Linked DNA regions of Homo sapiens: all the other regions are linked to region 1. Evidence: chromatin contacts called from ENCODE Hi-C or POLR2A ChIA-PET data. All regions are on one chromosome and are shown on one strand. The core of a region is the stretch at or near the end of the contact, and the rest is flanking DNA. Distances in the headings are between cores, read along the strand shown. Region 1 holds the start of STC2 (stanniocalcin 2). Region 2 has its middle 30 kb from the start of LINC01485. Region 3 holds the start of LINC01485 (long intergenic non-protein coding RNA 1485). Region 4 overlaps ATP6V0E1 (ATPase H+ transporting V0 subunit e1).

Region 1 (3,852 bases), core at 445-2,944:
TCTCCTTCCTTCCGACTCAGGAGAGCTCGACACGCCGGATAGCTGCGGCCAGCCGTGGCCATCCTGGCCCCCCGCCTCCGCCTTCCCCACTCCCGCGTGCAGCCGGGACACGGGAAAGGAAAGCTTTGGAAGTCAAGCGCCGGCCAAAAGATGACCTGCCCGCGTGTCTCCTCGCCCCCTCCCCCAGCCGTGTCACATGGCGGCCCCAACCAGGCGGGCAGTGCGCCCCGCCGCGGAGACCCAGGGCCGCGTCGCCTGGGCAGTGGGTGATGAAACTTCCCAGGCGCATTACCGCAGAGGGCGCGGGCGGGGCGCGGGGCGGGGGTGGGGGATCGAGAGCTGGTACCGGGGCTCACCTGTTCTCCAGGAGGAGGGTGGGGACGGGGGGAGGGGCGAGTGCGCGCCAACGCCGGGTGCGTGCCCTGGGGCGCTTGGGCGCGGCGCTCGTGTCCCCGCCCTCCCCCAGCCCTGCGAGCCCCCCGAGCTGCGCCGTGGGGTGACGGGACCGAGAGCAGTTCCTGTCCCCGGCCCCGGCGCGGGGGAGACGTGAGCGTGCACACGTACACACACAGCAGGGGAAGAGGCGCTCCAAGCGGCGCCCAACTTTCTCCTTCCCTCCACGGGCCGGGTGAGAAAGTAGCCGGGGGCTATCCCGACCCGGCGGTTCTTGGGGAGGGGGCCGAACAAGAAAAGGGAGGAGATGGAGATAACTTCCCCGGATTTAGCTTTTTTGTCTTTGTTTTTGTTCTCACCACTTCCATCGGATGACTGGAGAGTAAAAGGGAACCCGGAGCGGGGTGGCGAGCAGCGCTTTGAGAAAATGCAGGAGTGTGTTTGGAGACGCGTAAAGTTGCCTTTCAAGCTCTGGCCTCCGGGCACGCGATGCTCCGCGGCGGGCTGACTCAGGGCTGCCTTGGGCCTCCCTGCCACCCTCCTGGAAATGATGCAAGTCCTGACTGTCACCTGGATCCCTGCAGCCCAGCCTGGAATGCGTCTGGATTAGGGGAAAGACGAGAAACGACACTCCAGGTGTTGCACGGCCCACCAAAGCGGGAAGATAGGGCAGTTGCTCAGACCAAATACTGTATCTAGTGCTTCTGCTCCTATCTTCAATCGTGGGGTTCTTTTTAATGCAAAGTGTCACAAGGCCAGGAATTCCCATGTGTGCTCAGTTGGCCCACAGCATCATTGTGCCTAGGAAACTGCTTCAATTTATCAAGTCCTCTGGGCTGGGAATCTCACTGAATTCCAAACGGCGGAAAGAGGAAACTTTCCCAACCCGATGTGGGTGTGACGCGAGCCAGGGGCCCCAGGGACACTGTCCCAGAGCACACCGTCCCCCTTTAACAGCAACTGGAGCTTGGATTCGCTCTTATATTGTACAGTCCTTTCGACCATTGCCCTGGAGCACCCGCACACGCGCACGCATCTCCGGCCGCGCTCACACACACTCATACACACGCACGCAAACGCGTGGCCGCCGCCAGGTCGGCAACTTTGTCCGGCGCTCCCAGCGGCGCTCGGCTTCCTCCTGTAGTAGTTGAGCGCAGGCCCCGCCTCCCGGCCGTGTTGTCAAAAGGGCCGGGGTCTCGGATTGGTCCAGCCGCCGGGACAACACCTGCTCGACTCCTTCATTCAAGTGACACCAGAGCTTCCAGGGATATTTGAGGCACCATCCCTGCCATTGCCGGGCACTCGCGGCGCTGCTAACGGCCTGGTCACATGCTCTCCGGAGAGCTACGGGAGGGCGCTGGGTAACCTCTATCCGAGCCGCGGCCGCGAGGAGGAGGGAAAAGGCGAGCAAAAAGGAAGAGTGGGAGGAGGAGGGGAAGCGGCGAAGGAGGAAGAGGAGGAGGAGGAAGAGGGGAGCACAAAGGATCCAGGTCTCCCGACGGGAGGTTAATACCAAGAACCATGTGTGCCGAGCGGCTGGGCCAGTTCATGACCCTGGCTTTGGTGTTGGCCACCTTTGACCCGGCGCGGGGGACCGACGCCACCAACCCACCCGAGGGTCCCCAAGACAGGAGCTCCCAGCAGAAAGGCCGCCTGTCCCTGCAGAATACAGGTAAGTGCATGTGCCCCCGCAGCCGGGAGCTACTGGGAGAGGACACCGTGCACCCACGCGGCGCGCCCCAGGCGTTTCGCCGGGAGCCAGGCGCCCACCCAGGGCCACGCAAACTCTTGGGATGGCACGGGACGTGCAAAGGGAAGCGCGAGGCAAGGCGAGGTCCGCGCCGGGCTCCGAGGGCCCGGAATCTGCACGTGCTAGCAGGGTGATGAAATGGCTGGGGCAGGACTTGTTGCTGTCCTCCCCAGGGTCGAGGGGAAATGAAGCAGCGTCTGACGCTGCCAGCGCCAGCCCCCGCCCCCGAATCCCGGGTCCGGTGCAAAGCGCGCTTCATCCCGGCCGGCACGCGGGAGGCCCAGAGGGTCCCCGGAGCTGGGCTGCGCCCTGCGCCCGGAGAACTTCTCTTCCTGGCCTGCCGGCCTCAGTAAGGGTGCCGCGTCTTCCCCCTCCTCAAAAGATGCCCGACATCCCAGAACTTTGCCGGCGAGACAAATGGCATTGCGAACTTTCCCCCTGGGGGCACTGCTTTCGGAAGGGAGCGTGAGGGCAGCGCAAAGCGTACCTCCGCGGTGCTGCCGCCATCCCCAGCTCCTGGCCAGGTCAGCAAGCCAAGAAATGGTGACACGACCCGAACCGTGCGCCTCCTCTGCTCTACCGGCTCTTGGCTCACCGGCAAGCTGCAAAGCAGAGCCAGGCGTGCAGGGCACGGGGCTGGCCCTTTTCCCAGCTCGGAAAGAGAAAGAAAATCTGCCTACAGCTCCTTCGCTCCACGACCCCTCCCCCGACTTTGGGGGGCCGTGTGAACGCGGCAGCGGCGGCGTGCGTGCGCTCACCGCACGAGCTGGAATGCACGAGTGCCCATTAGGGACGCCCCAAGTGAGTGAATGGCGGCCCTGTGCGGTCCTGCCCCGGCGGCGCGTGGGGTCTTACGGATCCTGTCGCCTCCACATGCTGGGGCCGGCACCCCCACCACCCCGAGACCCTCGCCCACCCTCCCCCTCCTCTGGCGCTTCCTCTGAGAACTGAACCTGATTCTCGGTGGTCGGTGACCCTCAACAATACACGCCCCTCATTCTCTGGCTAGATTTAATCTGATGCGGGTTATCTGCTCCGACCCCGCCCTTCTTCCAAAATATACTTTTCTGATGTAATTTTGTGGTTGATTTAAATCAGAGACTTGGGTAGTGGAAAGGGAGGGAAGAGGCTTTGCACGCTGCAGCCTGACAGTTAACTCCCTCCGTCTGCCCCTTCCGAGAGAGGACTGGGGGCCACATTCGGTGAAGGGCTGCAAGCTTCCTCCCGGGCTGCGGGAATTCTAGGGGATTGGGTGATACCTCACCCGGATCCCTAATTAAAAGGAGCCTGCAACCTCTGATAGTGGCGTTTCTGAAGGCTCGCCCCCAGCTGACTCCACTCCTAAGCCTGCTCGCCAACCGCAGCTTCCCTAGCTGGTATTTTAATGCGAAGGGTTGGGAGGCACTGCCTTAATAGGAATTTTGTTTTGATTTTTAGGTGTTGAATCATAAAGCTGAATTGAAACTGCTTTTTAGATGCTGTCATTTGGGGGTCAGGAAGCAAATGGCTGTGATTTAATAGCAGCAACTTCTACAGATCAAGTAGAGAAGGGTACTTCATTGATGAAGTACAGTCTTCGACTCAAAATTTTATTTTTGTCTGTGGGTTTAAAAAGCGGAAATATATTTTGCTCTCAAACTAAGTATTCCCACAAATACTTTAATAAAATGGAAAGGATGAAAAGGAGGAATGCTCAGACCAGCCTTCTG
Region 2 (3,852 bases), core at 587-3,086, 490 kb before region 1:
AGTAGAGACGGGGTTTCACCGTGTTAGCCAGGATGGTCTCGATCTCCTGACCTCATGATCCGCCCACCTCGGCCTCCCAGAGTGCTGGGATTACAGGCGTGAGCCACTGCACCCTGCTTGCCATTAGTTTCAATCACAAGAACTGTAATTACTTTTGCATCAACCGTATAGTTATTGCAGCCCAAACTAAGATACCTCTTAGCAACCCAATGATATAGATCCTTACTGTACAGACAAACAGAGTTGTTATGTAACTTACTGGAGCTCACACAGCTAGTTAGTGGGAAGGCTAAGATTCAAACTCCAGAGCCCACACTCTTAGCCACTAGGCTAGCCTGAGCCTAGTGACTGTCCTCTTTCTGTTCCACCACAAAGCTTCTTGTGGCTTTGTTTTTCGTGAGAACGTCTAGTCCCTCCCCAACTCTGCTTTGAGGTGTTATTTAAACAATGTAATCGGGCCAATCTGCTTCTCATAATGCCTGACTCATTCTCTGTCTTCTACAGTGTCAAGTCCAAGTAGCATGTCTACTGTTGGGTCTGTGCTGCCTCCCCTCAATGGCTCACCCACACCCCCACACACATACACACCCACACACACACACCTGCTGACAGATCAGGCCACTGATGATTTCTGGAAAATGTCAGCTTCCTAGGGTGGCATCGTCCATACATATAATGCAAGTCACGTATGTAATTTTACATTTTCTAGCAGCTACATTAAAAAAGTAAAAAGAGGCCAGGCGCACCTGTAATCCTAGCACTTTGGGAGGCTGCGGCAGGCGGATCACGAGGTCAGGAGTTCGAGACCAGCCTGACCAACATGGTGAAACCTCATCTCTACTAAAAATACAAAAATTATCTGGGCATGGTGGCACGCGCCTGTAATCTCAGCTACTCAGGAGGATGAGGCAAGAGGATTGCTTGAACCCGGGAGGCGGAGGTTGCAGTGAGCCGAGATCACACTATTGCACTCCAGCCTGAGCAACAGAGCAAGACTCCATCTCAAAAAAAAAAAAAAAAGTAAAAAGAAACTGGTAAAATCCCTTTAGTAGCATATTAAATATATGTAAAATATTGACATTTCAACATGTAATCAACAGAAAACAAATTAGGAGTGAGTTTCTTGTTTTTGTTCTAAATTTTAGCAATCTGGCATATATCTTAAACTTATGGGCCATCTCAAATTGGAGTAGCTGCATGTTCCTAGTGGCTGCAGTACTGGACTGTGCAATTCACCAAATTTTTTAGGTCAGAGTACATCTAGGAAATGACCATACTTGTATGGTGTCCCAGGGTAAATAGTCGAGCCTGTTAGGGGCCAGAGGCAACAGGCCAGATGCCCCAAGTTCCCATCGCCCCACTTTCTTCACTGTTCCAAAAGAAACCCCCCTTAAGGGCTGGACATTCAGAGGCTTTATGCATATTAGGAAAAGGCATCCTGTCTGGGGATTTCAGTCCCACTACTCTTGAAGCTGAAGCTGGATGCCCTCGTTTTGTGCACAGCATGTACAACTACCTTCAGGCGTCTGCTGAGGGATGAGGGATCCATTTCTGGGCGCACATGTATCTAGCCATGGTAGCACAGGCCGGGAAGCTCTGTGCTGGAAATTCTGAGTTTGTGTGTGTGTGTGTGTGTGTGTGTGTGTGTGTGTGTGTGTTACCTTTCTTCCTTCTCTTTACTCTCCTTTTCTGCCTTCTGTCGAGCACAGCCTGCCTGTGACCTCACAGCAATAAGTTAGGCCAGTGGTTTTCAAAGTGCAGTTCCCAGAATAGTAACAGCAGCATCACCTGGTTCCTGTTAGAAATGCAAATTCTCAGGCCCCACCCTAGACCTACTGAATCAGAAACTCTGGGGGTGGGGCCCAGAGCTCTGTGTTTGACGAGCCCTCCCTGTGATCCTGATGCTGTCTACACAGAATAGAAATACTGTGATAATAACACCACCACCACCTGCCTTTCACTGAGTGCTTTCTGTGAACACTTACTAAATGACTATGACCCTCATAGCCAGTCTGATGAGGGTGCCATAACTTGCCCCATGTTACAGAAGGGAAACTGAGGTGTGGAGGCCAGTGGTTCGAACAGACCCCACAGCTGGTGTATGACAGTGCAGACACAGGATTTGAATTGAGTTATCTTTACTGGAGCACCCATGGTTGCAACTGTTTGGCTATGCAGCTTCTTTTTCTACTTCAGCCCAACTGATGGCTTGAAGTCTTTGGCTTGGAAATATTCTGTCCTAATCTCTCATTCGTTCATTCATTTATTCTGGATTGAGCTCCTAATCTGTGCCAGGTCCCATATTAGGCACTGGAGCTGCAAAGATAACTAGGACTTGGTCGTTACTCATAAGAAGCTTATAGAATAGTTAATTTGGGTCTTGGGAAGGCAAAACAAACCAAGAACAGTCCGGATTAAGATGAATTGGGGTCAATTGAATAATTGGAAATTTGGCAGTCATAGTGGTAATTTCTTAGTGGGAAACACATGTGCTTGGATTTTTCGGGATAGTATTGGTTATGACTCAACCCCTCCCCTTTCTCATGTAACCATTTCTTCCTCATTGATTGCTCTGGAAGCAGAAATTTTATTTTATTGCTTTAGATAATAACTTGGCCTCACTTTATTTGTCAGCTGAGTTCTAATGGTGCAAAGTGGAATGATTTTCCTGGACCCACTTTTTAGGGGTATGGATGTTGTGACACTTTGGGAAACTGGAAGTGATTCTATATGACAGTTTTGTAGGTCAGAATATACATGCAACCTGGAAGTCCACTGGGACTTCTCTGCTCCTTGGAGATAGATAAACATTATATCTGTTAGAAATGCCTTTGGATGCAAGTAACTAAAAACAAGGCCCAGTAGTTTATTCTTATTTATAACAAAAAGTCCAGAATGAACAGACGATAGCCTTGGTTCAGCAGCTTGTTAATGCCGGGGCCAGTAACTCTGATTCCCTTGGCCTCTCCCCTCATGCTTGTCTCTCAGAATCACAAGATGCCCTCATAGAACCAGACATCACATCTGTGTTCAAGGCAGGATGAAGCTGTGGGGAAAGTGTTGTTATAGACAGGTTTTCTTTCTTTCTTTTATTTTTGCTGGGTGCTATAGTTTGAATGTGTCTTCCAAATTTCATGTGCTGGAAACTTAATCCCTAAATTCATATGTTGATTAGAGACGGGGCTTTTGGGAGGAAACTAGGACTAGATAAGGTCATTAGGGTGGGGCCCCCATGATGGGACTGGTGGCTTTATAAGAAGAGGAAGAGAGACCTGAACATACACGCAGTCTCTTGCCCTCTCTCCATGTGATGCCTCCTGCCACATTTTGACTCAGAACAAGGCCCTCCCCAGGGCCCATGCCATGCTCTTGGACTTCCCATCCTCCAGAACTGTGAGCTACATACATTTCTTTTCTTTATAATTTACTCAGTATGTGGTATTCTGTTATAGCAAGAGAAAATGAACTAAGACACCACGTAAGCAAAGCTTTCCCAAAGCCCCCACAATAGGCTTCCTCTTAAGTCCTATTGGTCAAAACTGTGTCATGTGGCCTTAAGGGATGCTGGAAGAATATTTGTCACAATTGGCTCAGACTCATAGTGATTTATCACTGCAGCTGGGCATGGTTCTGTGAGCAAGAAAAAGGGGAGAATGGACAATCTGTAGGAGACTAAGAGTGTGTACTACAATCACCATCTCCACTATGGTTGTCTTCTTTTTGCCATGCTAGCAAACAATGCTTTTGCCATGTGCTGGCCGCGATAATAATTGTTTTGTAGGTGTTTCCTCATCTAATTCTCAGAACAATCGTAGAGATTGTTCTTAGAGATAAAGGAGGGAGATTAAGAAA
Region 3 (3,852 bases), core at 833-3,332, 460 kb before region 1:
CATCCACCCACAGTGTGCCTTTCCCCCTTGCCTGACCTGTTTTTCCTCCATAGCACTTAGCCCATCTGACCTATGATTTAGTTCCTGCTTGGGCCACTGTCTGACTCTTCCCAAGAGGGCAGGGATTTTTGTCTGTCTTGTTCACAGCTGTATCCCAAGGCTTGAAAGAATGCCTGGCACAGAGCAGACCCTCGATAAGTATTTGTCAACTGAATAAATAATTGAGTGGATATTTGCTTTATAATGTCTTTCCATGGCAAAATAAAAAGTGAGCAGCCCTATGTCACCTCCCAAAATTGAGGTCTTGGAAAGGAGAGGATTTCACTGGTCTATGAGGTCCTTACATTACTGAGAAAATGGAGGTAAAAAAAATGCAACATGGACAGGCGCGATGGCTCACGCCTGCAATCCCAGCACTTTGGGAGGCCAAGGCGTGTGGCTCACAAGGTCAGGAGATCGAAACCATCCTGGCCAACAGGGTGAAACCCCACCTCTATTAAAAATACAAAAAAAGAAAAAAAAAACTAGCTGGGCATGGTGCTGCACACCTGTAGTCCCAGCTACTGGGGAGGCTGAGGCAGGAGAATCATTTGAACCTGGGAGGTAGAGGTTGCAGTGAGCCAAGATCGCACCATTGCATTCCAGCCTGGTGACAGAGCGAGACTTGATCTAAAAAAAAAAAAAAAAAAAAAGCAACACGTATTATGGCACCTGGAAAAACTCACTGAACAGTAATAATTATTCTCCTCCTCCTCTGGTCCCCTTCCTCTCCCCACATTCAGTGTAAGGCCTTATCTGTGTCCAAACACTGCAGAACTTACGGGCCCATACACCAGCTTTTCCCTGCACTAAGCCAGCAGCCCTCTGTCCTCTCATTTTGCTTCATTCATTGATTTTCTTTAAAGATCCTGATGACAGACCTGGCTTGGGAGAGCCAGCCAGATCTGTGAATGGGTCTGATGGAGGCCTGTCCTGCCTGGAAGACCTGGACACTGGTATAGGTGAGCCTGGTCAGGACTCCACAGCGTTCATGATCCCAGGTCACAGGTGAAAGAAATAAAAGGTTTGCATGCGTTTGCTTGCTTTTCAGTTCCAGGCCTGCTGCTGAGGGAAGTCCAGGTGTCAAATACTAAGGCTAACTGTAGCCCTGGAGGTGCTGGCACCAGGCAGAAAGGTTTTACAAAGCTGATGACCCATATCCACTGGCCTTAGGAAGGACAGGACCAGCTTTAGGACCCTGGGCCAGAGCCAGAAGGAAGCACAGAGACTAAATTGGTTGACTCTGGGAAAGACTAAGGGCCAGAAACGTTGTGGGCCTTACTTCAGATCTCACTTGGAAATAGCAAAATAAAAAAGCTGATTTCCTGCCGGGTGTGGTGGCTCACATCTATAATGCCAGCACTTTGGGAGGCTGAGGCAGGCAGGTCATTGCAGGTGAGGCATTCAAGACCAGCCTGTCCAGCACGGTGAAAGCTCGTCTCTACTAAAAGTACAAAAAAAAAAAATTAGCAGGGTGTGGTGGCGTGCACCTGTAATCCCAGCTACTCAGGAGGCTGAGGCAGGAGAATCATTTGAATCCAGAGGCAGAGGTTGCAGCGAGCCAAGATTTTGCCACTGCACTCAGCCTGGGTGACAGAGCTAGACTCAGTCTCAAAAAATAAATAAATAAATAAATTAATTAATTAATTAATTAATTAAAACCCTAATATTCTTGCATCTCCAATTCCCTGTCCAGCACTCTCTGATCAGGGTAAGAGGGGCTCCAGCCCTGGGCCCTGCATTTTAGAAGGTCTTGCTTAGACACTGCCCCTCCCTGCGAGTGAGGAGTCTTGGGGAACAAAGGGCTGTGCCCAGTTGGAACTCACATGCCTCCCTTCCAGAGGACGCTCTGGATTCCCAGGACCCTGGGGTTCCCCGTCCAAATGACCATGCCCACTTCTGAGGCCTCCTGGACCTCTCCCATTTTCCCTAGTGTGAACCACATGGCCAGTGGGTGCTCCAGCCCTGAAGGCTGGACAAAGGGCAGCTGCTTTGTGGGACCCGGGTAGAGCTTGGCCACGTGGGCCGAGTGCCCGGTTTCTGTTTTTCTCCCGGTGCAGGAAAACATGAAGAACGGGGAAAGTAGCTGCCGCATGCCAATGTGAAACTCCGAGGAGTCTAGCCATTCTGATCTGGCCTTCCAGGTCATTAGGAGGCTCTGCCATCGTGTGAGGAGGTATGCTATATTTTATCTAGCAGTTTGTTAGCTTGCTTTAAAACTTTTAATACTTAGACATTTGGTTTGTGACCCTGCCAGGGAAAGCCTGCTGTCTGGAGAGCACACTGGTCTCCAGCGTGGGGAGAGAGAGCACTTTCGGGCTTTGCTGAGGAGGGTCTTCAGAAAAAAGAGTAAGTTGGCATCTCCTCGCACAGGTGCTTGGCTTGCCAGACCTAGGGGCATTCTCACATCACCTTTTCAGCTGAGGAAACTGAAAGTCCCAAGGTCACGCAGCTGGGAATATATGACCAAACGGCCTTCACCTTCCCCTAAATGATGTTTCAAATGACAAAATAAGGGGACAAGGAGAGATGGTTTTGTCTTTCTTCTGGGGGCGCCTTCAGCACCTGCAGGCTTTCCTTCCTGCGCATCTGCCTGGCCACTTTGTCCAGCCAGCCCAGGTGTGCAGGGGCTGCGTGTCTTTCCACCTGGCGGCTGCAACAGTCCAAACCTCCACTGTTGATTTGACTTCCTAGAAACGAGCCTGATTTGGGGGCTCTGGGGTGAGAATGCAGGAAATATTGGGATGTGGTTTCCCAGAAAGTCACACATCCCTTTAGCTTTCCCAGAAAGTGCCGAGTCCTTGCTAAGACGATTTCCTATGGAGGGAGACACTGGGTCTGCATGAGTTTCTGTTTAATTGTTTTAGAGAAAATGATCTGGACCAGAGGGAATGAGTCTGGACCAGACCTCGACACTGCCCCAATGAAAGAACTTGAGAACACTGGTCCCGTCTTCCCCTCTAATCTCCCCTCTTTCCATCGCCTCTCCCGGTGCCCTGGGCTCCACTTACAGGCCCCTGAGCAACCACTGCATTTTTGCACATGCTGCTTCCACCCAGGATGGATGGCTTTTCCCTCCTTTCTTCACCCCACCAGCTTTCTCCTTCAGGTGCCAGCTTAGTCCCTGGCTCCTTGGGTCCCTCCCACTTGTCCCCCGGCTGTAGCTTTCATGCCTCCTCTGTACTTCCCAAGCTCTAGAGTGTCCTTCTATAAACAGACTCTGTGTACCGTACTGTGGGCTGATTGCTACCTGTCTGTCTCTTGTCATTGCTGGCAAGCAATTTGGGGTAGTGATTACGTTTTATTCACCTCTCTGTTCCAGTGTGCAGCTCGGACATGGAGGGCAGAAGGTGCTCAGGAAGGATCTTCTGCATGCAGGAGCCTCCTCTCTCGAAGGGTGTTCTCCAATCATGAGCTTATTTGCTGTTTACATGCCCGAGGAGGACTGACCTTAGCAGCTATGATGACCTCATTTATCACTGTGGATAAGCACTTGGCCAGGGTCTCAGCCAGCACCCCAGGCCCAGCCTCCTGGTTTACTCATTTCTGGGGGTGGTGGCATCTGCCCACTGTCCTGAACTTTCCTCTGCTTGGGTAGGGACAGGGAGCCCCAGCAGCACTTGTTCCAGGATGACCCAGCAAATTGCAAGGTGGCATTTGGCCTTTTCCTCAGCAATTGCCAGACTTTGTCCCAGGGTGAGGAGGAAGCCAATGGAAGAGCTGGGGTGAGGAGATCAAAGACCTTTCCAGAGATTCAGGCAGGGGCCCAAACCAAGGGCATTTCCAGGCGGGCACTGGGACCAGCCCCAGGGA
Region 4 (3,852 bases), core at 713-3,212, 290 kb after region 1:
TATTAAGTTGGGGTAGTGACACACGTCTAGACATCATTATATGTTTAAAGAAAACAACAAAAACAGTGCTAAAAGAAACCAATCAATCCTCACACTTCATCTTCAAAATCATGCCAGAAATACTTCTATCCTGGTATAAGAGTTGGTAGAACCTGGAAGGGCAGGAAGGGTGTGGTCCAGCCACTTAGGCTCTGGCTCTGAACTCAGGCCTGGGGGCCTAATAAGGGTGCCTTTTATTTTTCTGTAAACCTCTACCTCCAAGTACAAATGACTAATCAAAAGTGTAACCATAGGCCAGGCACAGTGGCTCACGCCTGTAATCCCAGCACTTTGGGAGGTCGAGGGTGGGCGGATCACCTGAGGTCAGGAGTTCAAGACCACCCTGACCAACATGGTGAAACCCCGTCTCTACCAAAAATACAAAAAATTAGCCAGGCGTGGAGGCAGCCTACTGTAATCCCAGCTACTTGGGAGGCTGAGGCAGAACTGCTTGAACCTGGGAGGTGGAGGCTGCAGTGAGCTGAGATCGTGCCATTGCACTCCAGCCTGGGCAACAAGAGCGAAACTCTGTCTCAAACAAAACAAAACACAAAGAACCCAAAGTGTAACCCTACGTAGAAAAAAAAAATCACTTGGCTGTCCCTCTGGGTCCTATCTGAATAGAAAAGTACTGTCAGTGTACCCTGGGGATTTGGTCATTTATTTGGAAAATACTCTTGATGTATTATTATAATTCACAAATCACCTTCCCCGCCAAAATCTCATTTGGTAACAACTTCGTATAGTAGAAAAGGTATGCATTATCCCTATTTTACAGATGAAAACACTGAGAGTCAGAAATTAAATGATTTGCCCCGTTACACAGCTAGCGAGTGATGGGAGTAAGATGGCAAACCTAGGACCTCTGCTAATCTAGTGATTGTCCCAGGAGGCCACATGACGTTCGCCTGGAAGGGCTCTGGAGCGCAGGAACATTTTCGGTATCCTCTGAACGGGCTAAATGGAGGTCCTTCCAGTCTGGGCCCTGACAAACACTGGATGGAGTGTGGCAACGGTCAGGAAAATATGATTCACCAACATCCATCTCCGATGCCTAATCATGTTGTTAACAAACAGTTCTGCTATTAAGGGTGAGGTGACGAGAGAACATGTGCCTGGGTTTAGGTATTAATGGCACTGAACCTTCTCAAGAATTTAATAAATGAAACAACTAGGGCTCAAGGGTGAAGTGACTTCCTGAGCAAAGGGAATTTACCGAGTTTCCTCTCATAAAACCTGAGCTGATTTCGTCATTCCCACATTTCAACAATAGTATGATGGCAGGGCGCGGTGGCTCACACCTGTAATCCCAGCACTTTCGGAGACCAAGGTGGGCGGATCACGAGGTCAGGAGACCAGCCTGACCAACATGGTGAAACCCTGTCTCTACTAAAAATACAAAAATTAGTCGGGCGCGGTGGCAGGTGCCTGTAATCTCAGCTACTCAGGAGGCTGAGGCAGGAGAATTGCTTGAACCCGGGAGGCAGAGGTTGCAGTGAGCTGAGATCGCACCACTGCACTCCAGCCTGGGCGACAGAGTGAGACTCTGTCTCAAGAAAAAAAGAAAGAAAACATGGATCTTACTCCCCTGTCTAGCTCTGACCAACTGCATTAAGCTGGGCGAGAAATTCTCCCTGTCTGGGCTCAGCTTCCTTATCCATAAAATGATGGGGTTAGCCTATATCACCATAGCCCCCTTCAACTTCAAATCATCAATGTTTCATGTATTCCATGAAATTAGCTAATGTGGCCCTCCTGCTGGAAACGTAAAGCATGGAGTTGCCTAACAGACTGCGCAAAACAAAAGTAAAGAATGAAAAGAAACGAGAGCAGGAGAGTCACTTCAACTTGAAACTCACTTTGGTCATAAGAATAGCAAAGTAATGAGTTCAGACAGTTTGGGAGGAATAGAAAGTAGAAACTGCAAAACAGGAAATCCATTCTTGGCTGGCTGTCAAAAAGCCATGAGCTGGTGAAAATTTAGGTTCATTTTAATTTTTAATTTCTTAAAAGTAATAAAGCTCTCAAATTAGTGTATCGAGATGCCTGCTACTGAAATACAAAATTACTGTCTCCTGCCCCTGGCTTTTTAATCACTCTTGACTTCTTTAGTCCTATGTCTGAGGCTGTGATGGTTCCATCTCAGGAGCATTTGCTGCCTTGTTCTGCAGCTGGCAGGTAACCTTGAACTGCTCACCATGGTACCATCTTTAAGGACAATGCTCCAACACAACCTTATATTACAGTTCTATGTATACTAACCTTATCTCTCCAAATAGCTTGTGAACTTGCAGGGACTCCAAATTTACACATCTTTGATCCCTCCAGTGCCTTGGCTGCAGTAGGCACTCAAATAGTTACTGAACGATTAAGAAACGCACTTACCAGTCTTTTCAGGCATCTCAAGCTACATGGCAGGGTTTATATACTCAACCTAAGTTTAGACTACAAAATCATTTTTTAAAAAGGCATTATGTAGCGATAGAAAAGCTTATAAAAATGAACTTTACAAACACCGAGCCCAGATTTCCATAGAAAGGAGGAAAATATTTATTCCAAAAGATGGCAGAAAGAAGAAATTCATCCTGAAAGTATAGTTTGGTGCGATTCTGTTGAGATGGCTCTTCCCTCTGAACGTGCTCTCCTACTGACCACCCCACTGGAGTCTTGTTTGTCTTGCAGCAGTTTCTAAACACTTCACTGATTCCCACGTGAGAAGGCAGGAGCCATCTTCAAATCCACAGATTCCAAGGAGAGAGTAACGTATCTCTCAGAAGAACAGCATCTTCTATCTCAGAAGAGTACATAATCGTTTTGTGGAGTCGGCACAGTTCAGGTTATGGAGGCACGTAATTCACCAAAGTGCAAAAAAGGCAAAGGAAAACACGCTGCATTGTAGAATAAGGCATTCAAATGTGCTGTTAACGTTTAAGGCAGCTAATGGCCAAAACAGGCAAGTCAAGAAAAGTGGTCTGGTTTGGAGGTGATTTTGCATCTAGAAGGCATTCTCTTCTCGTGACCTGCAAAACAAAACCATTCTGGTAACTGGTCCTCATACATTCCTCAGGAAGGCAAAAAGTTAACATCGAGAAAGTTAACCAAGCCAACACTTTAAAATGCACAGATGCTCAACAAAATATGAAACACAGGATAATCAACTTGGTGCAAGTTTGGCCAGGTTTTGCAGGGCTGTGGCAAAAGGTCCAGTAACCAAGGACACTGCTGAAATGAGGAGCACAAGTAACACTCTATGTTACAGAAAGCAGGAAGAATGAAGCTGACTGAGATTGATTGTGCTGGAATCTAATGAATTCACCGCAGTTTCAAGAGTCTGTATTTTTCCCTTCCCTCTTATAGCATGGAGGGGAGGTTCCGCAGGCATGGCGAACTCTGCTCTGGGGCCAGGCTCCTGGGGAGCGGGCTCCTTGCATTGGTCTTGTACTGGAGGCTGCCCTGTAGCTTGCTCCCCGTTCTGGCTATCTCGAGTGTAGGTGACAAATGACACTTTTCTTTTTCTAGCAGCTTAAATTCAACACCATCTTTTTTTTTGTTTTGTTTTATTTTTGTTTTTTTCGGACACAGGGTCTTGCTCTGCCATCCAGGCTGGAGTGCAGTGGCGTGATCTCGGCTCACTGCAGTCTCAATCTCCTGAGCCCAAATGATCCTCCCATCTCAGCCTCCCAAGTAGCTGGAACTACAGGTGCACGCCAACACATTCGGCTAATTTTTATATTTTTTTGTAGAGACAGGGTTTCACCATGCTGCCCAGGTTGGGCTCTAACTCCTGGGCTCAAGCGTTGTGCCCATCCTCGC

What was found. A loop is a pair of places that touch in the nucleus more often than their neighbours do. ChIA-PET counts read pairs that join two places held with the same protein, here RNA polymerase II (POLR2A). Pooled maps may share reads with other maps.
Region 2: a loop to region 1 is called in a map of PC-9, with 3 times the contacts of the local background. The contact joins the enhancer-like site here to the promoter of STC2 in region 1. A Hi-C loop is called at or near these places in 1 of 168 maps with a recorded cell type or tissue (PC-9), 1 of 37 single-sample maps with no recorded cell type and 2 of 50 pooled maps. POLR2A ChIA-PET finds 5 or more read pairs at or near these places in 1 of 52 experiments (Caco-2).
Region 3: a loop to region 1 is called in a map of PC-9, with 4 times the contacts of the local background. The contact joins the promoter of LINC01485 here to the promoter of STC2 in region 1. A Hi-C loop is called at or near these places in 1 of 168 maps with a recorded cell type or tissue (PC-9) and 1 of 50 pooled maps. POLR2A ChIA-PET finds 5 or more read pairs at or near these places in 2 of 52 experiments (BJ and HEK293).
Region 4: a loop to region 1 is called in a pooled map, with 5 times the contacts of the local background. The contact joins the enhancer-like site here to the promoter of STC2 in region 1. A Hi-C loop is called at or near these places in 8 of 50 pooled maps. POLR2A ChIA-PET finds 5 or more read pairs at or near these places in 2 of 52 experiments (H1 and WTC11).

What each region holds. Positions count from the first base shown.
Region 1 is chr5:173,326,256-173,330,107 of GRCh38, reverse strand. STC2 (stanniocalcin 2) reads left to right here and starts at 1,694. Exons shown (of 4, transcript NM_003714.3): 1 at 1,694-2,065. The coding sequence starts at 1,915. It overlaps LOC124901137 (a long non-coding RNA gene), which reads right to left and starts at 1,509. Exons shown (of 2, transcript XR_007059056.1): 1 at 357-1,509. RefSeq lists a silencer at 281-500.
Region 2 is chr5:173,819,240-173,823,091 of GRCh38, reverse strand. No RefSeq gene overlaps it. Among named protein-coding and RNA genes, the nearest start is that of LINC01485, 30 kb to the right of the region's middle. RefSeq lists a cis regulatory region at 268-670. Within about 2 kb of position 1,836, at least 6 of the 41 ENCODE cell types and tissues checked have a DNase peak (open chromatin) inside an H3K27ac peak, as active enhancers do; they include PC-9, where a contact is called at or near this core.
Region 3 is chr5:173,789,172-173,793,023 of GRCh38, reverse strand. It overlaps LINC01485 (long intergenic non-protein coding RNA 1485), which reads left to right and starts at 2,082. Exons shown (of 4, transcript NR_108028.1): 1 at 2,082-2,215; 2 at 2,297-2,388. The region is part of intron 1 of LOC107986482 (a long non-coding RNA gene); the gene reads right to left.
Region 4 is chr5:173,033,606-173,037,457 of GRCh38, reverse strand. It overlaps ATP6V0E1 (ATPase H+ transporting V0 subunit e1), which reads right to left. Exons shown (of 4, transcript NM_003945.4): 4 at 2,013-3,059. Among named protein-coding and RNA genes, the nearest start is that of SNORA74B, 15 kb to the right of the region's middle. RefSeq lists a silencer at 382-451. Within about 2 kb of position 1,962, at least 11 of the 41 ENCODE cell types and tissues checked have a DNase peak (open chromatin) inside an H3K27ac peak, as active enhancers do.